5 separate regions of the Homo sapiens genome follow, and all the other regions are linked to region 1. A link is a loop called in an ENCODE intact Hi-C map of the cell type or tissue named here. Cell type or tissue: Calu3. All regions are shown on one strand. Links, peaks and the distances in the headings refer to the core of each region. The heading gives the core; the rest is flanking DNA. Region 1 overlaps MINAR2 (membrane integral NOTCH2 associated receptor 2). Region 2 overlaps ADAMTS19 (ADAM metallopeptidase with thrombospondin type 1 motif 19). Region 3 overlaps ADAMTS19 (ADAM metallopeptidase with thrombospondin type 1 motif 19). Region 4 overlaps LOC102723654 (a long non-coding RNA gene). Region 5 has its middle 3.4 kb from the start of MIR4460.

Region 1 (6,343 bases), core at 1,041-5,040:
CCTGCCCTCTGGTGGTGAGAGAGTAACTCCAAGCTATAGGGAAATAAAAGATCCTTTCCCTTCTGCTCTTTATCATGGTGAACAAGATGAAACTCGGTGTCTGGCCAGTGTACAGTAAAGAAAGGTGCATTTTAAAGGCATAGTCTACAAAGATGAGAAAATCCTGGGAGCAAATTCTGTTGCCAAACTATGACTAGGTGCCTTACATGGCAGCACATTGGAGAGTGATTGAGGGATTCATCCCACCAAACCTCTGATGCAGACGACACAGACCTGCAGGTTTCCCGGAGGTGAGGTTCTTCAGCGTGGGTTTGATGTCAGCTCCTCTGAAGCCAAACTCCTTCCTGACACAGAGGCGTTGGAGCTTCCTGGGACTGACATCTAATTTAGGGATAATCTAAGGCAAAGTTAGAGAAATCAGATCCTGTACTCTGGAACATTGTCATAAGGGAAAGACATTCTATCCATAACACTTACTAAGAAAGAGTAATTAACTCATACATATTCTTAATCATAGAGTCTATCACTTAATATTTTACCTTATAAAGAAGCCCCACAAGCCTAAATTACAAAATGGTACAAGCATATGGCATTCAGATTTACTGGGATTCTGAGCATAACTGTGTTTGCCCTTGTTAAAGCAGGGTCTTTTTGTACTCACTTGGAGACTGGGGCTGAGTGTACGTATAGCTATGGGTCGAAGGAGAGGAGACGCACTTCCGTTGTCTTCATCAACAGCTGGACCATATCAAGCCCCCACTACAGCCATGAGAAAATAAAAACTTTAGCAGAAAGAATAGTCAGAATAGGTTTAGTAGATCTAAGCTCTCATTGCAATTTGATTCTGACAAGTCTTTTGATGTCCCTGAGCCTCAATCTCTTCTTGTAAAATACGGCTTTTACACTTATCTCTCAAGATTATAGTTGAGATGAAATGAGCTTGTAGAAGGGGTAGGGTTTTAAAAATTATGCAGTGTAGAAGCTACAACTATTTCTGTTGAATTCTTAATAAGGCCAGGATGGAAATGTTCAGGTGGGTGGGCAGCAGGCATAGGGCCCTATGGGACACTGCTGTCCATGGGCATCCACTGGACTTGTTAAAGGAAAAATTGTTTACGACACATGTTAAAGGCAGTGAAGAAGACTTTATTCAAGGGAGGCTTCTGCAGTGGGGTTTTATAGTAGAGGAGAGAGATCAGTCTCCACTCTGAATATGATAAGGAAAAGTGGAGACTTATAGCTAAGGGGAACAGTCAGGCTTTGATGGATGGAATATTACTAAGAGTAGGGTAATATTTTGCTAAACTGACCTAACAGGATTTTTACTGAAGGAAGGCCAGGGTGATAAGATATCGTATAGAGGGTAGTCAGATTTACTGTAAACTGACTTAGCAAGATTTTTGCCAAAAGTGGAATAAGCCAACCATGGACACAACCCAAGATCCAGAGCCTAGTCAGAGAGACACTCGGGGGAGCCTAACTAGCATTAGATCAAGGACAGAGTCTTTGTCAAGAATCTTCCTGAATAACTTGGAAAACAGCTGTAAAAGCTGTACATTTATATGTTCATGATAAGCAAAATAAAACTTTTTTCCTGGGTTTGCAATTCTTGAAAGTGGTTTCTGATCATTATATTAAAAAAAAAAGAAAACTTTTGCAGCAGGAACAATAAAATTATTCTATTAAGTATTGATTAGAAATGTTTCAGCCTTTAAAATAATGTATTTTTAAGAAAGAAACTTAGTTAACTGCTGTTTCATTTATATTTACTGATATACTTTTGAATCTGGCCTAACCATTGTTTTATTATTCAAATAATTATCTAAACAATATTTCCCAACTTTGAAACTAATTCTAATGTGAGAGATTTTAGCGCTTATTTCATAGCTGAGAAAAACCCACCAGTTTAATTAGCATAAGAAGAATTACTACCTTTTCTTTGTCAGGAACTTAAAAACGGCGTACAGGATAAGCAAAACTGTGTAAGCCTTGAATCTTTTTCCTTCTTGCTAAAGAAATCTAGTCAGAGAATATTTTATACTGAAAAAAGAATTTCTTTATTTAAAAGATACAATATTTATTTCAATTTTTTATTTTGAAAGAGAGCCTTTTGGCCAGGCGCGGTGGCTCACGCCCGTAATCCCAGCACTTTGGGAGGCCGAGGGGGATGGATCACGAGGTCAGGAGATTGAGACCATCCTGGCTAACAAGGTGAAACCCTGTCTCTACTAAAAATACAAAAAATTAGCCGGGCGTGGTGGCGGGCGCCTGTAGTCCCAGCTACACGGAAGGCTGAGGCAGGAGAATGGCGTGAACCCGGGAGGCGGAGCTTGCAGTGAGCTGAGATCCTGCCACTGAACTCCAGCCTGGGAGACAGAGCTTTTGCATTTAGATTTTATTTATGTATATATGCATATATTTTAAATACAGACACACAATTGTTTATATAGTCCATATAGTTCTATATACTCTGCATCTTTTCAGTAAGTATAAGGCATTGAGGAAAGACAGAGCACCGTGTATTTAAGGCAGAAAGTAAGAGGCAGGAAAGGGCAGATTATAAAATGGAGCCAGGAATGCGGGAAGGGCTCAAAATACACACAAGGAAGTCCTATCCACTCCCTTTCCTACAGTCTGCAAAACGAGGGAAACTGGATGAGGTACATGAGTTACAGTGTCTATAAAATGAAAGCAGAACTGCTCTGGTAGAAATCTGGGTTCGGTTTCTGAAGTCGTTCACTTTGGTTGAATATTCTCACCTTACGTTAGGCAAGAGCCTGGACTAAGTGATTATTTGGAAGAAACCAAAAAAGTTGTCTTTCCTCTAAAGTGTATATTCTCTTAGACTCTGTGGGTTTGGAAGTAGAAATCCAGAGGTGTTGAGATTTAAGGGCCCTAATTACAGTTTTAAAAATTATTTCTCAGATATAATAAAATTATATTTATTCAATTATATGAGGGGAGAACTTAAGACCTGTGTTAAGCAATGGGTACAGATACCATTTAATAATTCAACATTATTAAAATTTAATTTTAGTAAAAAATTACTAAAAAATAATATTTAAAGACACCCTCAATACAGAGAGCTACAAATGTAGAAATTCAGGCGATCATACCAACTCTGAAACAAGCAGTAAGTTGTTTAATATTCCTAAAACTTTAACCCATTTGAAGAGATTAGAAATGGGGCAATTTCCAGGCATTCCTCTAGCTTTTAGCTTTAGCATAAGATGTGCCTCAGAGTCAAGAGTTGATGCTGAGGGTTACAGCTCTGCCTTCAAGTGTCAGTATGACTCAAGGCCAATCATATTTCTTTTCTTGAAAGATGAGAGGGTATCAAAATTAGTGGTTGCAGGAGCTGTGAGTCATGCCATCACACTGATTGTAATTACAGAGGCATATCCCTTTGGTAAAATGCTTTTTCATGAGTTGAGGGCAGGCCTAGTAAATATCACCACCAGATGGCAGTAGTGCACTCTGGAGAAACGTATCCAGGACGCTCCCTTTTCTGTTTTCCACTCACTAAACTCTCCACTAGGTGACAGCAGCATGAATATAATTGGAACGGCCATTAATGGATTATGTTAAAAAAAAAACTTTAATCCTCCTGTTGAGTCTGGGAGGAGCACTTTTAAAAAGTATGCACAGTTGGAATTTTTTTTGAAAGAAAATTTAATATACCATTTGCTTTTAGGCCTCCCACACACTCACCTAATATACAAAAACAAAGCAAAAATACAAAAGATACCTTTTCTTGGCGGGGGCGGGGGGGGGGGTGTGGGGCGGTATACAAAAACCTGGGGAAGATTATTGTTGAAACTAAATTATTATAACTTAAGAACTGGTGGAGCCAGGTGTTCTCACCCCAATTTAGGTTAAAAGTTACTAAAATAGTCAGTGTTAAAGATAATAATAATTATTATTTATTGACTACCCGTTATTTGCCAAGGATTGCATTTAAATATTTTAGAGACACTTTTTCATTGAATCTGGATGAGAGCTTCTCAAGAAAGCCGATTTCAACATAAGCCTGTTTAGGGCCATCGCCTCTGCATTTTCCATGACTTTATGCTCTTTCTGCTCCATTTTCACAAAAATCTGTACTGTAGAAGGCAAAATTGGAACTTCTTTTAAGGTATTATTTTGAGTGTAAACAGGTAAATTCTCTTTATTTATAAGTTGCCCACACATGTAGATGCATAACATTAATTCAAGGCAGGGCAATAATATATTTTGATTTTACAGTTACATTGAAAGCTAAAACTGAAGATTGGTTTGGAAGCAATAGGAAAGTAATAAACTCATTTATGATGAAACCTAAATGACTGATAGTATCATAAATAAGAATAGAAGAGGGATAGGGAGAATAGAAGAATACTAGGTGCTTGACCAGAATTGACTAGGCAGAAGAGAAAGGTAATGAGATGGGGGCAAGGGAGACAGGAATTCAGGTAAGCAGGCTTTACACTTTTCTGGTTACTCTTGCTTATTGCCTTTAGAAGCCTTACCCATGCTTAATCCTAGGCAGCCACATGTGACCTGATGCAGCACAGATGTTTTCCACGTGTGGCAGAGACCTGAACATGTTTTGAATCCCTTAGAGGTAAACTTTAGGCAGGTAAGCTTTGAAGGCAGAGTAACAGCAAGCAATATCTGTCCACAGCGAGAGTGATAAAGTCCCTGATACTTTATTTCTTGTAATTCAGTTTTAAATTTCTCCTGTAATTCAGTTTTAAATTGTACTGGAACCTTCCACGGAGGAGAAGAGGAATAAAAAATCAGGGACTACAAATATGACTAACGCCGTTTTTTTTCTACACAACAACTTTATTGTCCAGTAAAACTGTCTCTTTTTTTGGGGTTTTTTTTGTTTGTTTGTTTGTTTTTTTTTTTTTTTTTTTTTTATGGAAGTCTCACTCTGTCACCCAGGCTAGAGTGCAGTGGCACAATCTCGGCTCACTGCAACCTCTGCCTCCAGGGTTCGAGAGATTCTCCTGCCTCAGCCTCCCAAGTAGCTGAGACTACAGGTGTCTGCCACCAAGCCCCGGCTAATTTTTGTATTTTTAATAGAGACGGGGTTTCACTATGTTGGCCAGGCTGGTCTCGAACTCCTGACCTCATGATCCACCCACCTCAGCCTCCCAAAGTGCTGGGATTACAGGCGCGAGCCACCGCGCCCAGCCCAAACTGTCTTTTACTGTACTTTATTTCAAGCATCTTTAAGACAAATACAACAAAATGATATGGCAATATCAAGGGACAAAATCTGACTTTAGGCTCATGAGAAGAAGAGAAAGTCCCTCTTTTGTTTCTTGCATAAGATAGCCTTTGGCTGGGTTGTTTAAAGATGAGAAAAGAGTGGGAATGAGGGGCTTAGGAAAGGATGTTCTAGAAGGAAGGGCAGGATGGTGACTTGATTCCCCATCTGTGTCTACAACCATGTCCCCAGGTATCTGCAGACAATGGAAGGTAAACTCAGGTTGTCAATTAGCTAGCATAAATTAATAATAACAACTGCCTTTAATTAAGCAACTGCTTATTTCGAGCCAGATACTGTTCATACCTGTTTTGTATTTGGTCCTTTGGCCAGCCCTGTTGGGCAGGTAATATCATTCCTTCTCTGAGAGAATAACTTGCCAGAGTCTGTTAGCAAGTAGCAGTTAGGCTTCAAACTCTGTTCTCTTAGCAGTATTCCCTCTGCTTTCCTAGGGACCCCCAACCTAGACCATGGTTGGTAATATATGCACACTGACTGCCACCAGGGGTCACAGCCAATTTGGATAAATTGGATCTAAATGTAATTAATTATGTAACTATGGCCTATCCAAGTTTAATTCTATTAAAATTGCAACATGAAATTGGGGCATCATAGATGATTACTGGGGAAATAAGAATAGATTTGAATAAGATATTTCCCTTTTTCCTTTTTTCTGACTTAAACAGAAATACAGGAAAATAAAACAGAGAATGAATCTAACTCAGTTGGCAGCACAACTGGAAGATTTTTATCCTAGCTACCCAGCAGTTGGTTAAAAAAAAAATTATCAGCTCAAACTTTTCTGGTGATCACAGGAGGATGAGGTGGTAAAGAGTTAACAGTATTTTTAAAACAAGGTTAATATAGTTTAAGCATGAAAACAAAGCTGCTGACAATTTTTGATACTGTTTGCTCCCTATAAAGATATTTAATGTGGGTTGCATATAGTGACTATTCTGTGATTATGGTCCTCAGAATTCCTGCTTCCCAAAGTTCAGGGTGGCACTCTTAGAAAGCTTTTATAGAACAAAGTGGAGAAGCCAGCATACCACGCCTGACATTCACATTCTTCAGGACAATTACATT
Region 2 (6,343 bases), core at 1,090-5,089, 100 kb after region 1:
AAGAAGAGGTTTTAGCATGGAGTGGAAATCAAATTTTTTATTTGGACTTTTGATTTTGGACTTTCTGTTAGGCTGTTCTTGCACTGCTATCATGAAACACCTGGGACTGGGTAGTTTATAAAGAAAATAGATTTAATTGGCTCTCGGTTCTGTGGGCTGTATAGGAAGTATGGTGCTGCCATCTGCTTGGCTTCTGATGAGGGCCTCAGGAAGCTTACAATCATGGCCGAAAGTGCAGGTGGAGCAGGCATCTCACATGGGGAGAGAGGGAGCAAGGGGCAGGAGGGTGGGGGGTACATACCACATACTTTTAAGTAACCAGATCTCACGTGAAATCACTATTGTGAGGACAGCACCAAGAGGATGGTGCTAAACCATTTGTGAGAAATCCATCCCCATGATCCAATCACCTCCCACCAGGCCCCACCTCCAGTATTGAGGATCAGAATTTAGCATGAGATTTAGAAGAGACAACATCCAAACTATATCAGACTTATTATTTCTGAGGTACCTATGAAACTTTTGATAATTTACATCAAATAAACATGCAAAACAATAGAGCTAGATGTAATTCCCTGGGGACAGAATATAGCAGAGAAAAGATCAGGACCCAGGCCTGAACCCCATAGTATGGGAATATTTGGAAACAAAGAGGCTGAAGACCTCACAAAAGAGACCAGTAAGTGGCATCCAGTGGTCCTATAAGTGTTTAATGAAATGAGGAGAAGTCAACAGTTTTAAATGCTGCTTACAGGTCAAGTAACATTGGATTTGTCAACATGGAGGGCATTTGCTGACCTTATAAAAGGCGTTTACTGTAGAGGGAGACAGGAAACAGGACTGGATTGGTTGAAGAGACTGGGAGGTAAGAAATTGGAGACAGCATGAAGATGTCACCTTTGTAATATTGCCTGGCTTATTTAGCCACATGTGTCAGGTTACTAAAACCCATATTATAATTTAGAATTTTGTATAATTGAGAAATTCCATTTGAGATATCTATATTCCTTTCCAGCTTGGAAAAAAGAAAACATACATGCAAGTGTAATAACAACTTGTCTGCTATTGAATGAATGTATTGAAATTGTCTAGATTATGGCCAGTGTCTCTAAAAACTGGGTATCAGGACTTTTAATCTGTATTTGAAAATCTTGTATGATCTATTTGTACCATAGTAAGTAAAATAGATTAAATACCAATGCATATTTTGGGAACAAATGGTAATAATTGGTAATGAGTGTGTCACATGATAAAGAATTCCTTTTACAGTCCCCTTTCCTCAAATTTTTCTAGTCCTAGACTTCAACTCCTATTGAAAAAAATTCAATCTGAGTTTAGATTATGTATTTTTGATACTGCAGAGTAGAAACAATCACGTAAGCTGAGTTGTTTCTATATACAAAGGATTCCTTGTTGGAACATTATTGCTCATTAAAGAAAAAAAATAGGGAGGACATTATTTTTGTTAAAAAAATAGGCTTGAGAGCTTTTTTTGTGTATGTAAAGATAATACAAACACAGTGTTACAATTCTGGAAAAATGTCTGCCTGACATAATCATATTAGGTCCCTCTATCTCTGGATGCCAGATAAAACTTAATTTCACATGACTTAATTAGATTGAAACTTTAACATATGAGCACGTATATTTTGACAATTTAGTATTTTTTTCATATATTTAAAATCATGAATTGACCTAATTAAACTATTAAAATAACTGATACAGTACTTTTCATAAGGAATAGTTAAAAATTTAAAAATGTTTTCTTCATAGGTGAGATTTCCTAAAATGAGGCAAGAGAGAGAACCCTTTTCCATTAAAAAATCAAGTCCTTTAGTATGTAGAACATTACTTCAAAAACGCCACAAGATTTCCTGACGAAACGATCATTTTATATATATATATACATAAATTCATTTATAAATGCAATTAATATGTATATATGAATGTATGTATATATGTGAAATAAATATATTTATGAAATATATATATATATATATATATGAATATAAATCATACCCAAATCATTCAATGAGGTTTTTGTTTTGTTTTGTTTTTTTATCTTGGACTAACATGTGGAAGCAATTTTTACCCCTCAAAAACATACAGACAACCAGATTGCTTTTGCTCCTGGGAAGTCCTTGGGAGAGAAGGAAAAATTTTCCTACTTGATATGACAAAAGATAGTTCCTGGGAAGTTCAAACATAAAACTAGAAACAGATTGACTTCCTCCTCATCATAGAACTCTCAGGGCAGGGAGTTGGGCTCGTACTTGGATCTTCTCTGTGTCTGTAACACAGGTTACCTAAATAGCTATGTGCCGGCTTTTCCTCCACAACTTTGATTCTTCTTGCTCCAGCAGGTATCACCAGCACTTCTACATAACCTGTAAGAGTCAATAAAACATGAAATAAATCTTGAGTTCCTTCAAAATCTCTTTTCTTCATTGACTTGCCTTTTGTTTTCCTTTTGGTTTTGGTTATTGCTATGATATTTCAGTACTTACGTAAAGAAAAATTTTTATATATAAAAGCTGTCATGATTTCCAGTGAAGTTTCTTGGAAACATGTTGAGCCTACAGCACTACGGAGGACAAACAGGCACTTTTATTTTATGTAAAACAAACAAAAAAATCTCATTGATACCTTATGAATTGTGAGGAGGGAAAAAAAAAAACCCAGTGGAACAGCCTGGTTAGAAACACAGTGGATCTTGAAATAGAACAGATAACCTCAGATTTTGTTGTGGGAACTTCTTTAGGTTAGAAAGTGTGGGGAAAAAGAATATATAGCCGGAGAAAATATAGCAGGCCTGGACTAAATCCCTGGAGTACTGAAGTATAGGACACTAGAGACCAAGCATTTTCTGGAGGATATTAACAAAGGGTTTTGAAACCGATGCCGGAGACAGAAAGTGTAAGGTCGCGCCAAGCAATCTAGGGTCATTTCTGAAGATGTCAGATAGCTAGACCCAAGACATGATTAGGTGCTTCTCAGGAAACATTTTTCAGCAGATGTAGGGATATAATACTTGAAGAGAAATAAAATGATAAGGTAAAGTGAGATAAGAGAAAATGTGCAGAAAAATACAGACTCAAGTTTCACTTAGTGCAGAATAGTGAGAACAGATGCCTACTTTTGCTTGAAGTTATTTTCCAATTATATTAAAATATTGTTCTTAGTAGTTCTGTGAAGATCCATGTATCTTATAAAAGTCTACCTTCTAAGCTTTAGAAAAGGCACAAGAGCTAATTCCAGAGTTGTCTCCTGTTTATTAATTATTCATCTTCCCGAGACTGTTGAGTTATTTGGCGTATACCAAAAGGTAGCATATACCCCCCCTGGTGGTAGTGGCTGGAATTAGTGGCATGTGCTTTTAGAATCATAATTTCCATTCAAGAACACTGTTTATTTAATTAACTATTGAATTGCACATTTCAGCAACACTAAGCCATTCTCAGTAACACTAAACATAAAAGCACTGTCATTTTTTCACATGACCAAAATACGCAGCAATTAAAATGGAAACAAATGCATAATGGCTATTTGCACACAGAAGTCAGGTAAGATGATCTCTACCCTCAGTGAGCTTATAATTGAACTGGAAAGACAGGCATAACTACCTTATATAAATGAGTTGAATACAATGGCAAATATCATGTTAAAAAGGTAATATGCAAAATGATATGGTTAATTCTCTGCTGAAGGTTATAAACCAGAGTTGTTTAAGCTACTACCTTCAAGGCTTCACTGCTATTTTTATTCACAGAGGTAGGATTTTTTTTTTCCTTGTTAAAAATTACTCATACTTGGGAAACACTGTCATCAGACAGAATCACTATGATTCAAAGGAGAGAACAACTTATAAAGGAAAGCTTCACAAAAAAGTAAATAGATGAACTGCCTTTGGAGAATGGGTAGCATTCACATGCATACAGAAAAAGGATGAGTTCACTGTGTATAAGGAAGAGTAAGGGATATGTGGTGTGGTTAGTGGCACTTGAATAAAATAATTCAGATGGAATGAGAAGATTTAAGAGAGTGGCTCTATTAAAGAGAGTTTAAATGCATGCCCAGGAGAATGAATTTATCAATTTGAAACTATCAAACATTCTATAGCAAGGACCTTGGTAATTGGATTCTGGCTTTAAGAGGCTTTGACTAACAGTGATATCCAAGAGGAACAGGGATATAGTTGTGGGTAACAGTGTCAGGACACTAATGGTAAAATCCAGGAGTAGTGGAGGCTAAGGGAGAAAATCCAGAAGATACTCTGTAGAAAAAAATTTCTGAACTTAGTAACCAAAAGAAAGTGGGTATAATAAATATTGAACACAATGCTTTATTATTAGTTATGTGACAATGGGGCATCATTTACAGGAACATGGAAGTCAAGAGAGAAATCATCTAGTTTTGGTAATAACTGAATAAATTTGGCTTTGCAATTTGTATCTAACAAAATGGTACAGCGCACTAGTAGAAACATCCAGTAAGAACTCTGTAACATCTGGAATCTAGAGAAAAGTCATGCTATTGACGTAGCTTTTCAAGATATCCTTGCAGAATCACCAAGTTAAGGCATGGAAATAAGTGGAGAAAATCAAGAAGAGAAGTCAAGGCCTTAACTTTGGTGATGGTCATAGTTTTTAACAAAGAGATAAAAATAAATCGGGAAAAAAGATAAAGGAATGGGGCCGGGCGTGGTGGCTAACGCCTATAATCCCAGCACTTTTGGAGGCCGAGGCAGGCAGATCACAAGGTCAGGAGATCAAGACCATCCTGGCTAACACAGTGAAACCCCGTCTCTACTAAAAATACAAAAAATTAGCTGGGTATAGTGGCACATGCCTGTAGTCCCAACTACTCAGGAGGCTGAGGCAGAAGAACCGCTTGAACCCGGGAGGCAGAAGTTGCAGTGAGCAGAGATTGTGCCACTGTACTCCAGCCTGGGTGACAGAGTGAGGCTCTGTCTCAAAAAAAAAAAAAAAAAAAAAAAATGAAGAAGAATCATGAGAAGGAGGAGATCTCATCTGTTTTGGGAAGTGGGACCCTATGGATGAGAATATCTCAAGAAGAATTGCTGGTGAACTGTCAAAAGCTGTATGTCAAACATGAGGCATCAAAGAGAAAGGTGACTAAAGACAGTCAGTTCTGAGTGTCCCAATCAAGAGATAACTGTTAATCTCCGAGCAAATGAGTTCAGCAAAGTGTTGGGAGCAGATGTTGAACTTCAGAATATTAAAAAAGAAGAATAGATATAACAAAGTAGATGTAGTATGTGCAAATTCTTGTTTGAGTTTAATAGTACTCTCTGAGGTATGTTATACATTAGAACTATAGTTATATCTAAGTTTATAGTTATATTTACAGCGATTCTCTATTATTGAGTTGGGATGGCTTAAAGGACAGGTTAGACTGATTTTCAAGAAGAGAGGTAGAAAAGTATTAATCAAACACATATGAAGAGAGAAAGCCAATGACTGGGAGTTAAATACTTTCAGTAAATAAGCCATTTGGCACAATTAGCAGTGTACTGACTTAGAAGCTTAGAAGTTGGATCATGAAGCCAGTGAAGTCAATATCGTAAATTTGATCCTTGTGTGTACTTTGCACACAGTAACATCCTATTTTATAACCAGAGATCCCATTTTTAATCAGCCATCTTAAAATGTTGATAGCAATCTTCATCTTCATGGCAACAGCGAAGTAACAAACGCCATATTTTGAAAAACTGCTATGTGCTAATCATTATTATAGTTACTTTACAGAAATTATTAATTTTAACCATAATTATAGTCTCCAAGGTAGATATTACACTTCTAATTTAGTATGATGAGAAAATAAAGATAGAGGAAAAAAACACTTTCCAACACTGCATTGTCAGTAATTTAGCTGACCCAAGCTTTGAACTCAGGTCTGTCTGTTTCTCCTGTTCACTTCCTGCTATAATTCACTGCAACTATTTCCTAAAATAGAAAAAAATAGTTAACACTATGACTCCCCGACTGCTGTGGCAAACAACCAAACACGCAAAAGCTCTTACAGCATGTCCTCCTTATACTTCATTTTCTTATATAAAGAATAAAACATTTTTTATGCCCATTTTCTTCTTAGTATTTACTGGTTAACTATGCATTTCAACAACTGGCCAATATGTAATTTGCCTTTTATTCCTCTGAAAATTTATCACTTGGCTAGGCAAGTTACAATGGAAGACATGATAAAGTATTAAGGAAAAAAAAGAAAACGCTTCTTGAATTTATTTTCCAGCTCCAACAAGAATGATTTAGTAAACTCTAAATAGAGCACAGGGACTGAAAACACCCATGTGTGTTTGCACGTG
Region 3 (6,343 bases), core at 1,364-5,363, 230 kb after region 1:
ACATGCTTGTTTTATAATCCCTGTTAGTACTTTTTAAAAATTATTTTTCTTTAATATGCCTCTGGGTTCTTACAATGGAATATGTTATCATTGGTCATTTTGGAATTATATTATGAACTCAGTCAGTGGGATGTTAAGTGTGGTTGCCTCATGGTGTAAGTTGAAAGAGAGTCCCTTCAGAGCAGTTTTGCATATGCTTTCACTAAGTGCTTCAATTTTGAAATCAGATTCATGGTAATGAATACCCAGAGGAAGCATTTTTGTCCTAACCTGGGGTGATGGATGAGGCAGAATGTTTCTTTGTTCACAACCTGTGCTTGCTGGCAGAACTTTTACCAGTTCATACTTTTATTAAGGATCTAAGTATCTGCAAATTCTAGTTGTGTGTAATCATTTCAGTTCCACTTCCCCACTTTGCACAGACTCATTAAAACATAAAAACCTAGATTTTTTTAGTTCAAAAAACTCCCTCAGGGAAGCTACCACATTACCTTAGTTGCTTACTAAACTTGTTGCCAGAACTTGCTTTGTTTTTGGCTCATCTGTGCAAGTGAAAGTGCGCTTATTGTATTTTTTGCTATGGTTTATAGATGTTCATAATGGGAACATTTTCTGATTATCTAGACAGCCAGATTCTCACATAATTAAAAGAACTGGACTTAATCTGTGACCTACCATATAGGAATGAAGTGCAGTAAAATGATACATTAGTTTATTGTTAGCATTAGGTCTAAATATATATAGAAACAAGCCATAGGCCTTTTTTATTATTACATTTTATATCATGCAGCTACTTTCACCAAATGCTTTAAAAGACTGCAGAGCTGTCTCAATAAGATGTTCAGTTGATATTTAATAGTTTTTCAAAAATGTCTTTCAACAAGTGGGGATTATTTTACTTATAAATTATTGTAAAAAATAAGTGATTACTACAATATTGTTATTTTTCTTCCAAATGGTTGGAGATAGAAAAAAATATTTGTTGCTAGCCATGAGTATAAGATAGGGATGAAGTATTTTAATATCAACATTAATTATTAAAATTGTTCTCTGTTTCTCCTGGCAAATTCTGAAAGAGATGACTATGCAAAACAAATATAGACTCAATTACGAGAGTAATGTGGAAAAGGTAGAGCTAAAAGAGAGAAGATAAAACATAACCTTAAATAATATCTTTTCAATACAAGGCACAAAATGAACTTAATGTAAACTTAATTCATTTAAATCACACCCAAAATTTAGGAATACATTTACCATTCTCTAGTTATAAATAACAAAAATAATCCAAGTATGATAGGTTATCACATGAATTGCTTCATGAAGTATCAGTGGAAGATGTATTATTCCTGTGGTTCTCTTAGCTGAGAACACTTCTCCAGTATTTCATTAGGACTTAAGCAAGGCAAAGACTCAGGCCCGCTTGCATGTTATCCCTTCTCTCTTTCCTTACTTAATTAACTCCACCCTCAAATACTTGGCTTTAGTTTGTTTTAGTGGCCATGTTTCCCCTACCTCTGTTTGCCTTTATAATGCATCCAGAGGAAACTTTGCTCTAAAGAAGGCCTGCTGCCCACTGTAAAGCTCACCTCATTATACTGGCAAGGGAGCAGGTTTTCCCTAAAACACAGTAGACATAATGTAATGTTACACTGTGCTGTCTACTGATTACTGTATATTTCCAGACAACAGAAACAGTATAACATGTTTTTATCAGTTTGTACAAATTTTAGTGTTTTTCTCAAATATGCTATTATTTTTGTATTCTAGTAAATCCAAAAACTAGTTAATCCAGGCTGGGTGCAGTGGCTCACGCCTGTAATTCCAGCACTTTGGGAGGCCGAGGCGTGTGAATCACCTGAGGTCGGGAGTTCGAGACCAGCCTGACCAACATGGAGAAACCGTCTCTACTAAAAAAAATACAAAAAATTAGCCAGGTGTGGTGGCACATCCCTGTAATCCCAGCTACTGAAGAGGCTAAGGCAGGAGAATCACTTGAACCTGGGAGGCGGAGGTTGTGGTGAGCCAAGATCATGCCATTGCACTCCAGCCTGGGCAACAAGAGCAAAACTCCTTCTTAAATTAAAAAAAAAAAAACAAAACAACAACAACAACAAAAAAAAACAACAACAAAAACTAGTTAATCCATTCTTGATAATTTAAAGATGGCTGTTAGCACTTGGTACACTAATCTTCACTTCTTTTGTATATAGATGATATAATCCTATCAGGTTGCTTCCATACTCCTTAAAAGTCTACTGACCCAACAGAATGGATGTTGAAAAGTAGATGCATTTTTTGGTAAATTATTAAAAAGTCAATAGGAAAGAAAGCAAATAAATTTTGATGAAGTAAATAATTTGATTGTCAGTATTGGGAGTTTTAATATTTATAACTTTTACTGTAAATATATATATCTTTCTGAAAATATGTACCAAAATTAGAGGGAAAACTCTAGATAAATGAGGGAAGATACATCCAAATTTTATCTCATAAAACACAATCACTATAGCTGTCCTACCCTAAACTTTTCCCATGGTAAGCAGCATGCAACTACTTTTTCCAAGCAGTCACCATCCCCTTCAATATACAAGATACAAAACAGGAAACCTTGTAAGTCTGGGCAAGACAAGGCTGCTCTCAATCAGAACATTTATTCCCAGGGTTATAATGGAAGGTTTTTGTGAAGCCAAATGGTTCCTTCATAGTCCTGAGGTAAATCCTATCCTTCCCCAACTCTAGTCCCTAGCATCTTTCCACTGGGAAATCACCTTCTATTGCATCATATTTTCTGGTCAGTGTATTTCAGTGTATTCTAGTCATCAGCTTCCAATCATAGGATTATCCCCCCACATTGAAACCCATGTTTTCAGAGGATGGAAAAGAGATAATATAGTAAAATATGAATGGCTCTGAATCATCCAAACTCAGTAGATGAGATGCCTAGAGCTTTCCTCTTTGCTATCTTTCCTGACGCCTGATTCTTCAGTTCTTCCTTTGATTCTGAGAATATCGAATCAAAATAAGCCAACTATTTCTTCTGTTGCTCAACTTAGGCAAAGTTGGTCTCTGTGGCTCAAAACAAACAATATCCTAATGATAAAGGAAAATAATTTCTGCTGGCAGCAAAACATATTCAGAGTCTCAATATAACTATAGATGAAGATGAATGGAAAGGTTTTCTAGCATTATTATTATAAATAAATGACAAAATATCATTTATCTACATAGGAAACTATAGAAATCAAATATTTATGAGAACATCACGCCTGGTGGTAGAAGTTGTATACTGCATAATTCTATGGACACATTTATAATACACAACATAAATGGCTCCCTCTACTGTTGTGTAGTGTACTGCCTATACAACTGAATATTGTGGGATACATTAAGCGTCTCTAATATGCCATGTACTAAATAAGGGGAAGGACACAACAGAGATAAATAAAATAGGCTTCTACTTGAAAGGCACAGAAGTGGGTAAAACATATCACCTCTGTAACGTGGTAAGGGTCTCAGGAGCAGTGAGAAAGAAGTCTGGGGAGTTATATTAAATAATGAATAATTCTATTATTCAATTGCCTTTGCCAGCAAACAAATGGAGAAGGAAACACCCAAAACAGATGATACTGAATAAAATGGCAATGCAAAAAATTAAAGAACCACATAAAATCAAATCTTCACCTTAGGGTCAAGAATCACTAAGTATAAAGTATATTCAGATGTAGGGGGAAAGGGATTTGGGGTGATTTTTCTAAATATATAATACATCATATCATGATGCATGAACCTGCAACATGACTATTTGATTTACATAATGTGAAACATGGGACTTCATCTGTAACTAAACAACACGATAAAACTATGACAAATGCACTGCTTATCGTCAAGGGCATTTACAGTCCACCACGTAGCCAATTTCTGTTCACTTAGCAAACAAATGAAAAAAGCACATTACAAAAAAAAAAAAAAATCTAGTTATTTCATCCAGAAACACTAGAAGTACCTCTCACTAAAATTGAAAAATAAATTGTCAGCAGCATTATAAACCAAAGATCAGATGATAATTCTTAATCTTCAGTTCTCCAATAATCAACTTCTTTGCAGAAGACCAAAGTAATGTATTCCTAATTCAAAATATTCAAATATTTATTTTATGGGATGGGGATAGAGATTATTTGCTGACTAGACCTTTGATCATGTGGATTCAAATTCTCTCATTTTTGGCTCATGTAGACTGTGCACCCGAAGTCTGCATCACAGAGTTTCATTATGTGAATTTATAGAAATGACACTGTTAGACTTTGGCAACTGGGAAGGCCAATAAATTTTGCCTAAGTTCTGATTTATGTTGAAAAAAATGAAATGTAGCCTTTAATTTCCAAGAATGAAGATGCATCTGAGAATAAGTCTCACTGTAGAGTTTAATAGTGCCTGGGGATATACCTATAAGTGATTCATTCAAAAATTATTCTGTAATTTGTATTAAATCAAGTTACTTTTGCAATTCATATGTTTTATTAAATTTTCTCTTACTTGCCAATGGCATTAGTTTGAAACTAACTTTCACATGTATTATACGTAAACCAAAAGCATTTCTGCAAATAGGAAAGGCAAAGCTATCATTAATAAAATTGAATTTTAAAGAGTATTTTCAAAGGGCATAAAGATATATGCCTTCTCCATGATTTCAATAAGAAATGTGAAAATTGCACTAAGAAATCATAGAGTTGAGAGTTAAGAGAACATGTTTTGTGTTTTTGTTACTATGAACCCAGAAGCATAACTAGGTCAGCTTTAAACTATTTACTTTATTGTACTGCACAGGACAATTTGACAAATATATGACCTCAGATAGGTTTGGATTTGTAGAAGCATTATGCATTTTATGTGAGACCAAACTTGACCCCTGAGCTAAAATTTCTTCCTATTAATGTATGCACATAACCCCCAACATTTACTAGTTATCTACGATGAGCATTTACTAGAAACTGAGCCTGGTTCTGAGTTTACTCTGCCAAATATGGATAAGAACATGCAATCCAGGGAGATTAACATTTTTTCCAATGTTATTCTATTTTTCACAGCTTTCTTACAAAGCTAAATAGCTGATCATCTTTACCCTAACTAGAAAGGGATATTTTTTCCTTAACTACATGAAGCACTCATTTAATCTTTATTAACCAAATGGTACTAGGTCACTTAGGAATAAAATATTCTCTTTAGTGGGGTGATTTTTCACTATTATGGCACTGGAAACAAATATGGAGAAAGGGTGATCCTCCACAGAAGCCTTGTCCCACAAGTGAGTAAAGGGAGAACAGTTTGCCAGTATTCGTCAGTATTTTATATATGTGTACCCTTTGACAGAGCAAGTACTTTTTAATCTACCCTAAATAAATACTATTACAGCACATGTTTACAACCATATATAAACATATTTATAGAACATTTTCTCTAACAGCAAAAAATTAGAAAGTTCTATAAACAGATAAGTAGTTGAATAAATTAGGATACTTTTATGCAATATATAGTATGTCAGCTCCCCCTCACAAATGATGCAGACCGATATAGGAATGCATCAGTTTCCGATTGCTGCTATAACAGATTACCATGAACTTAGTGGCTTAAAACAACACAAATTTGTTATCTTGTCAGAAGTCAAGTGCAGGTCTTAATGGGACAAAATAAAAGTGCCATATAGCTGCATTCCTTCTAGAGGCACTAGGGTATAATCTATGTCCTGGCCTTTTCCAGCTTCTAGACATTGCTGGCATTCTTTGGCTTTTGACCTGTTTTTCTGTCTGCAAAACTGGGTTTATAGCATCTTCCAGTCCTTCTCTGACTTTGAACTTCTGCCTCCCTCTTCCTTATTTTAGGACTCTTGTGATTACACTGAACCACTCAAATATGCCAGGATAATCTGCCCATCTCAAGATCCTTAATCACATTTGCAAAGTCCCCTTGCCATGTAAGATGGCATATTCACTGGTTCTGGAGATTAGAACGTGAATATTTGGGGAGGAGGGACATTATTCTGCCTCCCACAATAAATAACATAAAAATACTTGCCAGACATAATCGTAAAGTGAAAAAGCAAACAAACAGAGAAAACTGTGTATAGCATGAAACAATGTTCTTTACATACACACCAACTCTTAACATTGATTACCTTAGGGTTGGAGAGCAGAGTAGAAGTTGGTAAAAGTTAATTTACTATGTAAACACTAAGGTGTTTCTTTTACTTTTACCATAAGAATATGCTTATAATATGACAATATATTTAAAAGTTATACTTAAACTTTTGCCATGAGAATATGCATTACTTGGAAAATAAAACCATATT
Region 4 (6,343 bases), core at 1,349-5,348, 410 kb after region 1:
TAGAAAATATTTAGTTAATTCCAGTGGTTGGTTAAGAAAGGTGCAGTATATGTGAAGACATTTACAGGGTCATAGTTTTGTGTATGTGCATTGCCATATATAAGATAAAGTACATATGTACGATATGAAAGAGATAATACTGTGCTTCTCCTTTAGCTCTACGTTTTTACTAGAGTTAATCATAATACTGATGAATATGACTTTTTTTGTAATTTTAGTTGTCTGGAGAACATGGTGTTTTAAAAACTTAAGCTTTTTGCTTATCCATATACCTTTCTCACTCTTACAGACACATATTTAAATACATACATAAAAATCCACAGAAACAACACACCTACAGTTTAAAAACACACCTCTGTATTCTAAGTCTTAAAGTTTAAGTCACCAGGAAATTTGATGAGAAAAAAAGATATTCCAAGAAATGTAAATAGAAAATATAATATGCATGGTATGGAATGAAGGAGGGCAGGTTTGGGATGTTTCTGATACATGATGAATGCCTTTCTTTAAGTATACTTCTCCTTAAAATTTTATTTGACCCCTTAGGGATAGAAACAGAGCCCCATACACTTTACATTCATAACCCCAGCACATTTTGTAATACATCATGTCCAAGAAGTGTTTCAAAATTATTTTTAAAATCTTCCTGTGAATAAATTACTGATAAACCTGAAATATTGCCTAACATTTAAAAAATTAAATATGTCTAAATTTCCTCTCCATAATTAGGTCTTTATAAAATTACTAGAAAACATAGCCTATGCTCATATTTAAAGCTTACATTGGCCATGCAAAAAAATGATTTATAATTATTCAATGTATTAATGATGCAGTATGAGATATTAAAAATTTGCATAAGTTTGGTATGCATTATAGTTTTTGCCTACTCAACACATGATTTTCATTAAATTAAGAGGTATATTAATCACATAGTAAAGTATGCATGATTTTTACTGAAAAAAAATGTCCTCAGATAAAACAGCAGCCACAGGTGTTTTGAAATAAGTTGGCCAGTTTAAGTACACCTAGGAATCATCTCTTCAGAGGCTTTCTAACTTTTTGCCAACATATGAATTATATTCTCCAAAATGGACTACAGTTGAATTTTAAGGAAAAAAAGGAAGAGATTGTTTTCAACATAGCATGGTCTGACTTGGAAGAATTTTTTTCTTAAATATAAAGCTCTGCCTGAGTTGAGAAATATCTAGTCCTAAATCTTAATTCATCTCTTCTAGAAGGACTCTCAAGCTGGTAAATGTATTATTTTTAGCTAAACTATTTTGGATTTTAACTTTGTACTGATTTCCACTGTGTTTTCTAGAATTATCTTGTCAAACTGCTTTCCTAAAAGCACACTAAGTAGAAATAGAAAGATGGTTTTCATCAAATTTTTTCCTTTTAAAAAGCCAATCCGCTCGTGCACAGACTGTATGTTCTTACCATATAGAATTACAAATTAAAGTGAAATATTCAAATAATGTTAGTATAACAGTTATTCTTGGGATTAGTATGTTTTCATATTAGATTTTGGAATTTAAAAAAAATTTATTCGATTGACTCGCTAATGATGTAGTTTAGTCTACCTAAAGAAATTGTATACAATTTCTAAAAAAAACTTGTATATAGTTTCTGGAAGATTGTAGGGGTCCAACTAATTTAACAGAGTAACACTGCTTCCAGTTATACTTCATTATACTCCATGCACTTAAAATAGGAAAACGATGGCAACAATATTAGTGTTTGTTTTTCCCACATGATAAAGATTAGGTGGCTTTAAGAGCTAGTGAGGTAAATTCCATTTGTTTTATTTATTAAGCAGAGTTTTAGTTGTGATTCCTCATTCCTTCTTACTCTAAAAGAGGAGAAAATAGTACAGGGTGCCCCTCAAGCTATTAGTCAAGTGACCTAGTTTCAGTTATCCCTTTTCTGGGTTGGGCCAACACTGATTTTTCCCAGATGACCATATTTTCTTTTATTCCCATACAGGCATTCCTAGAGTTTTAAAAAGAAAGTGTGGAGTTCCTCCAAAATCTGTGGTCAGAACACAAATATTTTGAAATAGTCTCCTTCCTAGCCTGCTGTAGCTATCAGCATCACCAGTAGTCCTTTTAAAAAGAGAATCTTTGAAAGATCATTAAGAAGAATTAAAAAAAAAAACACAAAGTTTTATAATCCATAAATCTCTTTCACAGGACAATCAATTATACACAATTCACATGCTTTCAAATATTTTTCCTATGACTTTAGAAGTCTAAGCCTGTTGCTGGTGACACTCAAAATAACTATGATTTAATGATAAAGTCACTTGAATATCCAAATGATGTAGAAATAGAAAAAATATTTTAAAAAGGATAAAACTACTTTATTTATAGGAAATAAAGTGCCTATCTTTTCCCTACTGGGAGAGGAAGAAACACGTAGGTCATTTTAAACTTCTGGTGGATTTGACATTAGAAGGGAGATGGCCAGGACTGGTGAAATTCTTTTTGCCTCAAAAGGAAAAGTGGAAAGGAAAAGAAAGCTATGGGTTTTTTCCTAATTAATAAGCTCTGGGCTAAAATCCCATACAGACTAAGTATTATACATACACATCTATAAATATTACTAATTACTTTTTTCTTCATTCTTTCCTCTTATATAGTAAAGTGGTGATGAACAACATTACAATTTGGTGTTTGAATTACAGAGCATTCAGGTGGAGAATGTAACTAAATTAGAGGTGCTGAGATATGGATACAATGCCTTGGAGATTTTTGTATCTCTCCTCTTTGAATAGATCATGACAGCATTTTTTTTTTTTTGGTATAAAGGATGCTTCATATTGCATGGAAGCATATATCTGTTGTTTTTTTACAAGGTCTAACATGTAGAAAGTTGGGAATGACTAAATTGCATTAAAGTGTCTTGCAAATGTTTTTGCTTAAAGTCCATATTTTCATACTGTTATAAATTTCTTAAATATTTTCCCACCCATTTCAAGGATAAGTTGAAAATATGGCTCCCCCTACTGACTAAACTCAATATGTTCTTCCATCACTGATGCAAACAATCTTAACTTTTATCTCAGTAGTTTGCAGGTACCTGCTTTGTAAACTCAGAGACTGATGCCAATGGAAAGTCTAATGATGTTCCACAAAAGTGACGCTGTAATAGAAGACTTGCAAGGTACCCAACACCACAGCTAGATACATCCCTTTGAGGATAATTGATGGCTTATTTCTGGGATCTGGTGGAGAGATCTCCCATCACTGAAGAAAAATACTTCTGAAAACTGAAATAACTAGTATGCTATGGATAATGTCAGATACTCCCATAAAGCTAGAGCCACTCATCAGAGTCTACTGATAAAATGGTACACATAGGAATATGTTCTCAAATTGGGCTGTGTGTGTGTGTTGGGGGTTGGGAGTAGTGGTCAGGGCATTGTTAGAGAGATCATTGTATCCATGAGCAGTTTCCAGCCCTCTTTTGGGAACTAATGATACAATCTCTAGAACTGTTGGCTCCTGAACCCTAAAATTTGTCTCTTGCTAAAGTAAAGCAAGCTTCCTGGTGTGTTCCTAAATTCAGGAATGCAGTTTATTTTGGAAATATGCCAATATCTTTCCTGTGTTTGATAAAGACCTTAGGCAAGGTTCCCCCCACCCCGCCCCCCCACCAAGAGTAAAGCTATAGAATGGGCAGCATTGAGATCAACATATCTGAAAGTGCAAAGAGCACTGGGCTCTTCCTCAGAAAAAATGTTTTACATTTTATGAACTCATGGGTGGTGGCCATTGCTTTGCTTTGCCATGTGTTCAGGCAAATGAGCCCTAGATGATCATATAATTAAGAATAAATCTGTGTAGGGAATGTAGTTTTGGAAATCCTGTAGGAATTCCAAGAAAAAATTAAAGGGGTGCCGTGTACCTACTAAACAGAAAAAATCAGCTACTGGCTCAGAAGGGGACTAGAATGCAAAAGCTGACAGCTTCGTTTGGATCTTAGAAGTAGCTATATCTGGCCAGGCGCAGTGGCTCATGCCTGTAATCCCGGAACTTTGGGAGGCCAAGGCAGATGGACCATGAGGTCAGGAGTTTGAGACCAGCCTGGCCAACATGGTGAAACCTCGTCTCTACTAAAAATACAAAAATTAGCCGGGCATGATGGTGTGTGCCTGTAGTCCCAGCTATTCGGGAGGCTGAGGCAGGAGTATCGCTTGAACCTGGGAAGGTGGAGGTTGCAGTGAGCTGAGATTGTGTCACTACAGTCCAGCCTGGGCAACAAGAGCGAGACTCCGTCTCAAAAAAAAAAAAAAAAAAAAAAAAGGTAGCTACTTCTATATCTCAAGTAGACTGCGAAGTGCTCAAGCTATGAAACACTGCAAAGAGTAATTACATATTTATCATATTATGAAGCTGCTAATGTGGTAAAAGATGTACAGAATACAAACAGGAAATAAATATGTGTAAGATTTCTTCAAGACAATAGTTGACTGTAGCTGGCAGGCTACGTAGGATCCTTGCCAGTAGCTATAAATGGCTTCAAATATGTTCTGACTAGAATGGGCATATATTTGCTTTTGGACTCCCTTTATCCTGTAAAGGACGCAATAGCTGAGATACCATAAAAATTTTGTAGCGGAATGTTTATAAATGTGGCCAGGCTATACTTCATTAAATAATACGTATTTTACTAAGAAGCATAACATAATATGAACTTATGTCTCTTTTCATGCTCAAAGTAACAGTTTACTTGAGAACTAGATTCGGCAATTAAAAGTGAGGTTAATGATAAGTGGGGGTTGTGTGAAGGGAAGGCTGGCTTGATTGGATGAATGTATATTTCACCTGAATGACCAAAAGTGAAGAGAGAGGAACTTTAAGGTTTCTCCTGTGTAAAATGGAATGAGGGGTAGGAGATGATACAGCCACAAACTCTACCTTTCACACCTTGCAAATTCTTTTTTCTTGTCAGATCCAGGTGTACTGTGTCTGAGACTGCCCATGCATGTCACAACAAGAGAGGCATTGCTGTGCTAATTCACTTCCTCGAAACTTTAAGGAAATGACAGACTGGATATAGTCTTCACCATATGCGTTTAAACTAAGATGAACTGTAGATATTGGACACACTTCTAGTTATTGGAATTGTTCCATTGTTTTTTAATCTGTGCCAGGATGAAAAAAAAAATTCTGAGAAGGCTTTATCTGTCCTGTGGGTGGTTGTGTAGAGATTCCACCCAGCATGGCTGAGCCTGGACTAACACAGGTAATGAGTAAAAGAAAGAAAAAGGAAAATTTTGGCAGAAGAGAAGTGATACTTAAACAGGTAATGATGTATGAAAAAAAAGAACATCTAATTTTCTTAGCTGTTTTTTCAGATGTAGTGTCAAGTGATGGCCACTGCTGAAAGAAATATCTGGATTTTTTTTTCTGCTGAGAAGGGTATTTGAATGAAGCTGAACCCTAAGACTTACCCAAGAAGTTGCTGTGGGTGGTTTGGGGAAGATATCAACCAGCATCCCTTGATGATGATGATACTCTTAGCTGAAGACTTGCCTGAGTAACAGTGGTTTGTAATTACCATTTGGACTGTGTTTTTTTGTTTTGATTTTGGTTTTCTTACTTTTACACTGAACTGGACTTACTGTTCCTGGCAGTTAGCAACTGATGTACTGGATTGCTGTAAACCAGGATGTGGCCTGTTAAGGTAACTAGCTGAGTATGAGTATGAAGGGAAGCATATATCATTATCACCTGCTTTGTATCCTTAAAAAACTTTAAGGTGTGAATGTATATGGAATACTACACAAACAGTAGCTCAATTAATTAGATATGAAAAATGGTAAATATTGTCATTATACGGCAGTCACATATCACTGGTGATTTGCCCCAGGAACATTCAAGGTGGCAATTGTGGAAGCCTATGGTACACATACAAACGGAATGACAATAAGAAATAGTATATGCTTACTGACAGTGTCCTGAGGCACTTCATACTTCTGGGAATACCAAATATACTTGATTTTTTGTTAGAATTTCTATTTCTCTACTCATCTGTTCTTGCATGTTGTCTTTTCCCATTACAATCCTTGCACTTGTAGTTGTTTTAAATTCAGTCTGATAATTCTAACATTCCTGCTGTATCTAACTCTAGTTTTGATGCTGTATTTTTTGCCTTTTAGTAGGTCTTGTAATTTTTTGTTGAAAGCTAGACTTGTACTGGGTTGAAGGAACTCCAGTAAATGAACCTTTAGTGATCTATGGTGGTAAGATGTGGAGGCAGGGGAAGTGTTCTGTCATCCTGATTAGTCTCAGTCTTTTAGTGAACCTGTGTCTGTGACTATCACAAGTGCTTAGCA
Region 5 (6,343 bases), core at 1,029-5,028, 370 kb after region 1:
GATCTTATGTATTCCTTCTGAAGAGGTATTTTTCTTAACAATAGTAGATTCTACTAGTGATAATTCTTTCAGAATTTGTTCACCTAAAAATATTTTTTTCACCTTAATTTTTAAAGGCATATTTGCTGTACATCAAATTCTGGTTGGCAGTTGTTTTCTTCAGCACTTTGAAAATATCAGTGAGCTGTCTTGTTTTGTATTGTAGATATAGTACTCAGGTTTTAAATTAACTGTAACATATTAAAATATGAACCCTAGGGTTTTTTTTAAACCTTCCAATTGCTTTACAGTTTTGTCTTTGTTTTTAGCTTTCAGCAGTTACTGATATAATTGTGGATTTTTTTGTATTTATCTGGCTTGTTATCACAGTCTTTTGGAAAATGATTTTATGTCTTTCATCTATTCAAATGTATTTCTGTTCCATTTCTCTTCTGTACTTTAGGATTACAAATACCATTATGTTAAACATTCTTATTCATCCCTTCATATCTTTTACCATTTCTTGTTTATTTTATTTTTGTCTTTTTGTATGATATCTCCCCTTAGTTCTTTCACTGAACAAATTCTCACCTGCTTTTAAAATCCATTGAGACCTCCATTACAACTGTTTTATTTTTCACTGCTAGAATTTCCATTTGTTTTTATAGTTTGTAATTTTCTTCTGGAAATTTCAATCCTGGTTATTATTACTTCACACAAGTAGTATAATTATTCCAAAATTTGTGGCTGATATTTGGAGTCCTTGTAGATCTGTTTCTATGTTTTATTCTTGCTGCTGGCTTTCAGTCATGCTGCCTTAACTCCTTGTGCATCTGGTTATGATTTTGGGTAGTTTAAAAATTTTGTTTGAAATTTGTTTGGAGAAATCATTTGAGAATGAACATGTTATCTTGTTCCCAAGTCTTTTTATTGTGCTTCTGCTAGCTATGCGGGGGCAGTAGAAATCTGGGGTTGCCTCAATCCAATCTGAGGGATTGAGATTAGTTGAACATGAACTCTATTCTCCAGAAGAATCTTTCTATATAGAAATCACTCTTACCCTGGAGTGGGGCTCTTTGGAGTCCCAAACTTAAGTGAAAGTGATTCTATAATTCCTCTCCTTTTGAAGGTCCCTATACTCCAATTATTAGCTTCCTGTCTATGCCAGACTGTAAAAATGCACACTTCATCTCTGAGTTTCTTGGCTTTGCTGTTCAGTAATGGCAAATACTTTTGGGGGGAAACAACCCCAAGTCTCAGGCTTACCTCAGTAGATCTCTATCGTTTCTTCCTCAGATTCTGGTTTAGCAAATGTTAACTATCTTTTCCACTCTCCAGTGTTTTCAGAACACATTATTTTTTCCCCCAGGTTTTCCAGTTATCCTCATGAAAGTTTTGGTCCAAATTACCTAATCTACTTTACTAGGAGTAGAGGGGCTTCCAACAATTTGAATTATTATATCATTTAAATATCACTTGTGATTGCCCCACTTTGAATTTCTGATCCTTAATCAATTTTAAATTTGTTGTCTTATAAAACACACCCTTAATTCCAATGCAAGGTATTAGCACATTAAAAAATCAAATTTCTGTCTTTATTTGCAAAACTGTGATCAAATATAGATGTACTTTTTAATGAAAATTCATTGTATTTTTAATTCACCATCCATAAAATCTGTTAATTGGAAGTGTTCGTGAGGGTCAGCCTAATACAAATGTCTGTTAACATTAATCCATATCTTTCTATACATTAGATGAGTGACTTTGGGCATGTTTTCACTTACGTGTACTTTATTTTTCTCATAGATAATGTATAATAATGATACTTCTCTTACTGTTTAATTGTTAAAATGTAAATATGTTTTCCACAAAGTAAGTAGTCAACAAGTCTTTTTCTTTTTCCAAGACTGGAAGATTAGGGTTTTTTCCTTTCTATAATTATTTGTCCATATTTTTGGATTGTTAGAGGAAGTGATACAAATTTCTACTTGAGGCATCATCAAAATGTGTGTTCAAATTGTTGCCTATCTAAGTGAACCATTAGAGGGAAAAATGTACATGAACATTTTAATCCTGGTTTCAAGCTAATTCTGTCATTATTTTTACATGTTGAAAAATGAAAATGTATGGTATGCACATCAATTGACTAGTTATCTTTATTCTTCTTGGGTTATATCAATATCATCAGTTCCCTAAGGTGTTGCTGCAACTTCCCATTTTTCTCTTTTCTAATCTAACATATATAAACTGCTTTATTAAATCTACCGTTTTCTTGCAGGTTCTCTCTTATTGTATTGAGACATATTTTTCATAGAAGTAAGAAGGAAGCGAAATTTGTGTGTAACAAGTAATCAAACTCTTTTATATTTAGGAGTGAATTTTGGTAATCCATCAGTTATTTTATTTTATTATTATTTTAGAGACGGTGTATTGCTATGTTGCCCAGGCTGGTCTCAAACTCCTCGGCTCAAGTGATCCTCCTGCCTCAGCCTCCTGAGTAGCTGGAACTACAGGCATATACCACTGTGCCCCAGCTAATCCATCATTTCTTAAAGGAACAGAAGCTAGTTACAAAAATGCCTGTGGCTATGAGTGTAATACAGATACATATGTTTATACTTCTAGATTTTAGAAACTTGAATTCAGTACATGGTGATGAGTCTTGGTAGGCACATTTATGAACCCTTTCTTGAATTTGAATGGATCTAATTTTTCACAAGACATTAATATTTACCTAAATTTAAAATAATTAGAAAATATTTCAAAATGCTTATGACTTTGTCATTTCATATTTTTTATTTTAAATCTATAAACCACTTGGAAACATATTCCTAGTTAATGAAATTCTTACCCACTCTTATTAATAAGATTATACATTTGAATGGCAATATAAGCAACAAAAAATGCTTTCTACGACAACTAGTAACACAAAATTAACATATATTTAGTGCTAATTATACACCAGGCACTAACGGCACTTTTACATGTATTATATCACTTGATCCCCGATACAAATCTGACGTATCTGAGTTGTGAGCTGCCAAATGTATAGGCAAATAAACAAATACAGACAACTCCCAGATATAGCTTTTTTGTTTTCTTTTTTAAATCAACTTTCCTGGCTCTCCTCTAGTTTTTTTGTTCGAGTCAGTTATATGCCACCTAGTGATATTATAAAGAAATACAACTTATTTAGTAATATAATACATTTTCCTTTGATGGATACTTTTCCTGTAACACCTTTCCATTCTTTCTCTCCCTTCCCTCCCTTTCTCCCATTTCTTTTTTCACATATGGAAAGTCAGTTAATTATATGGTAGGAATGTAATACTTAACCATTTATGTTTGCTTGCCCCAGGCAACTCTAACATCAGAAGTTTAAGCTACTAATTAACAGATAAAAATCTCAGCTTTATAGTCATAAAGAAAAAGGAAATGAGAAGAAAAGAGGTCAAGGGAAAAATTTAAGTAAATATATTGAATGTCAATCACAGTCAGATATAACACAAAAGAAAAGTACTTTTAATTCAGTGTATTTTTAATCTCACTGAATGTATAATACATAGCATTATATCTTGTGTTACATTTCCTGTCCCTTTAAGAAATCCTAATTATTAAAATTCTTAAGTATAAAAATTTTCTCAAAGGAATAGAAAAACCTTAATTTCTTTTTAAAATGTCATTTGACCAGGCTATTTCAAAAGTTAGCTGCCTTATCTACATCTTCCTTTTTCATGTTTTCAAAAGAGAAAATTTATCTAATTACAGATTGAAAGAAAAAAATGTTATTGTTGTGATGTCCATATAATGTAATGAACCTGCCACGTATATTTCTCTATATGTTCCTTTTTGCCTCTATTTAAAAATGAGTTGATCCTGCTTCGAGCCAGGTCACTTATCACATAAAATAAATGAGGACAAGACTTAAGGCTGTGTATTCAAGGCCTGAAACAAAACTACAGTAGCAGCCTCAGGGTACAAGATCTTGAGTTACTTTCCAAAGGAACAATGTCTTCATTGCATATTACATACAAGTGTTGCATGAGACATCATCTGTGATAGGTTATTTGGGAAAGTGTCTTTGCCACCCAAAATATCCATCTAACATGCTAGCTAGACTCTCAGATTTTTTTCATTTAGAAATTCAGTTTGAAGTGATACAATTAAAAGAGAGTTCACTGTTTAAATGAGCCCAGAAGAAGTAACAGGTAATGCATACATACAAAAAATGAGTGTATATATAAAAAATGAGTGTCTGCCCACCAGCAGCACATCCTTTCCTCAAGGCTCATTTCGTAGCAGGTCCTAGAGTCTGAAATAATATGGGAAGAGGGAGAACATGCCAGAAAAACATATTTGCCTATTTGGTATTTTTCCTCGAATGGCTATAACCTCTTACATACTTAAGAATTTAAGCCTGCAGCAAAGCTTCCAGGCTTCAGGCATGCGCTAGGTGAAGAAAGGACTACAGAAAAAAGCCAGCTTCTGTCTAAAAGCTGAGTGACAGGGGGAAGAATTGGGAGGTGCCAAAGTCATGTGACAGCTCTTTGTGGAGGGCAGGTATGAGGAGAAAGGTAACAGCATCAGACCACATACTATCTGAGGTATGAGTGCTGTTAGCCTCAGATCCTGGCTTTAAATTAATGTAATTAAATTCCTTAGGGCACTGTCCTTAGAATAACAATATATCACAACCTTTGAAAGAAGGAATGCATATAGACCAGGAAGAGAGAAGCAGATCTAAATATCATACTAAAGAAGAAGAAGTATTAACACCAATTTCATGACTGTTCATGTTATTCCATATAAAACCAGTTTCCATACAATTTTTTTAAATCAGGCTCAAGTTGTCTCCATGAAGATGAGCAACAGTTTATGCCAACGATGTAGGTATTTTACAGATGTGTATGAGTTTCAAAAGATGTTCAGCCTCCAAATGGTAAAACATTATGTGCGCTAGTAAAATATGCCACTTTAATCAACAATAGTGAAATGATGAATTTTTTATATATAAATTATATAATAAGGAAATTAAGTTGCTTATCTCGTTTGTGATGTTTCCATAAAATTGAAACTTTTCTAAGTCTATCTCTCTTGCATACACATAAACATCATGCACACATATTTCCTTTTTCATCTTGAATTTCTTCTAAATATGCAGACTTCACAGGCCTGGTCTTGATGCCAAAATGAACCCCTTTCATTTGCTGATTGAGATCTGGCTCAACAGCCAATGTTTCCCGCTGGGTCCTTACAGAGGGTGCATTCACATTTTATCCTAATTTATTCATTATCAAACATCAAACCTTAGGAGGATAAAACAAAAAGCTAGTGAACAATGCAGGGAGAATGTGTTGGTTTGTTTTCATCTTCACTCTCAGATGAAAGAATTCTTCAGTAGCATTGCCTATTCTACCAATACATCATCCAGGTAATTGGGGGGCTTGAGGGGGGAATGACAGGCTGGGCCAAATCAACCTTCTGCATCCACTGGCACACACAATAACCTCCAACATCAAAAGTATCTAATGAGAACTTGAGAATCCAGGGCTTTATATTAGTTGACCCAATCTTGTAATTAAGTATCAAAACTCCCCATGCTTTTTGTGAACATTTACAAGCTGCATGGCAAGATCTCAACATATACAAAACAAAAGACCTTAGTCATACTTTCCTTCTAGGAGGAAAGCTTTAATGACAGCTCTGCACAAACACCAGATTTCTGTATCAAAGACCCCAGTTTCTATGTTGGTTTTGCTGCTTTGAGGTTGAATAATGAATAAGCCACATATTTTCATTTGTTAGAAGAAATATTACCTTCCTTTGGGGTGTTTAAGAAGGTGGATAAAATCGTAACATGAAAGTTGCTTTGTAAAATGTGAAGTATCTTACAAATGTTCAGTCTGTGTATTATTATGACAAATGGTGATACTATTGCTTATACTTATCAGATAAAGCAGCAAAGGCAGTAACATTTTCTATCATAATTGGCCCCACATAGAAACGGTTGCAAACTTGTCATTATTTGACAGTACTGTGGTGATACAGTTTGGCTTTGTGCCCCTACCCAAATCTCATCTCTAATTGTAATCCCCAGGTGTTGAGGGAGGGACGTGGTGGGAGGTGTTTGGATCATGGGTGGGGTGGGGGAGGTCGGCGTCAGTTTCCCCCATGCCCTTCTCATGATAGTAAGTTCTCACAAGGTATGACAAGGTATGACGGTTTTGTAAGGGGCTCTTCCCCCTTTGCTTGGTTCACATGTTCTCTTACCTGCTGGCATGTAAGACGTGCCTGCTTCCCCTTCTGCCATGATTGCAAACTTCCTGAGGCCTCCCTAGCCATGTGGAACTGTGAGTCAAACCTC

Evidence for each region. Peaks named below come from ENCODE experiments on the same cell type or tissue, not always from the same donor. Only the 100,000 strongest peaks of a DNase experiment are listed, where the experiment ranks them.
Region 2: a loop joins it to region 1, with 8 times the contacts of the local background. A loop is called at or near these places in 23 of 110 quality-filtered maps.
Region 3: a loop joins it to region 1, with 14 times the contacts of the local background. A loop is called at or near these places in 10 of 110 quality-filtered maps.
Region 4: it touches region 1 in a loop (17-fold over the local background); 13 of 110 quality-filtered maps call a loop at or near these places.
Region 5: a loop joins it to region 1, with 8 times the contacts of the local background. A loop is called at or near these places in 21 of 110 quality-filtered maps.

Annotation. Positions count from the first base shown.
Region 1 is chr5:129,765,196-129,771,538 of GRCh38, reverse strand. MINAR2 (membrane integral NOTCH2 associated receptor 2) reads right to left here. Exons shown (of 3, transcript NM_001257308.2): 3 at 4,807-6,343. Among named protein-coding and RNA genes, the nearest start is that of MINAR2, 20 kb to the right of the region's middle. RefSeq lists enhancers at 1-35, 3,356-3,415, 3,286-3,787. In Calu3, for the core only: a CTCF peak has its summit at 3,482 (motif pointing right); a DNase peak (open chromatin) is centred at 3,468.
Region 2 is chr5:129,661,543-129,667,885 of GRCh38, reverse strand. It overlaps ADAMTS19 (ADAM metallopeptidase with thrombospondin type 1 motif 19), which reads right to left. Exons shown (of 23, transcript NM_133638.6): 16 at 2,307-2,387. Among named protein-coding and RNA genes, the nearest start is that of MINAR2, 83 kb to the left of the region's middle. In Calu3, for the core only: a CTCF peak has its summit at 3,372; a DNase peak (open chromatin) is centred at 3,335.
Region 3 is chr5:129,538,800-129,545,142 of GRCh38, reverse strand. All of the region lies in intron 6 of ADAMTS19 (ADAM metallopeptidase with thrombospondin type 1 motif 19), which reads right to left. Among named protein-coding and RNA genes, the nearest start is that of ADAMTS19-AS1, 81 kb to the right of the region's middle. In Calu3, for the core only: a CTCF peak has its summit at 3,287 (motif pointing left); no DNase peak of the experiment used is centred there.
Region 4 is chr5:129,358,302-129,364,644 of GRCh38, reverse strand. All of the region lies in intron 4 of LOC102723654 (a long non-coding RNA gene), which reads right to left. Among named protein-coding and RNA genes, the nearest start is that of MIR4460, 36 kb to the left of the region's middle. In Calu3, for the core only: CTCF peaks have their summits at 2,861 and 3,061; no DNase peak of the experiment used is centred there.
Region 5 is chr5:129,397,401-129,403,743 of GRCh38, reverse strand. No RefSeq gene overlaps it. Among named protein-coding and RNA genes, the nearest start is that of MIR4460, 3.4 kb to the right of the region's middle. RefSeq lists an enhancer at 4,653-5,641. In Calu3, for the core only: CTCF peaks have their summits at 2,773 and 3,026; no DNase peak of the experiment used is centred there.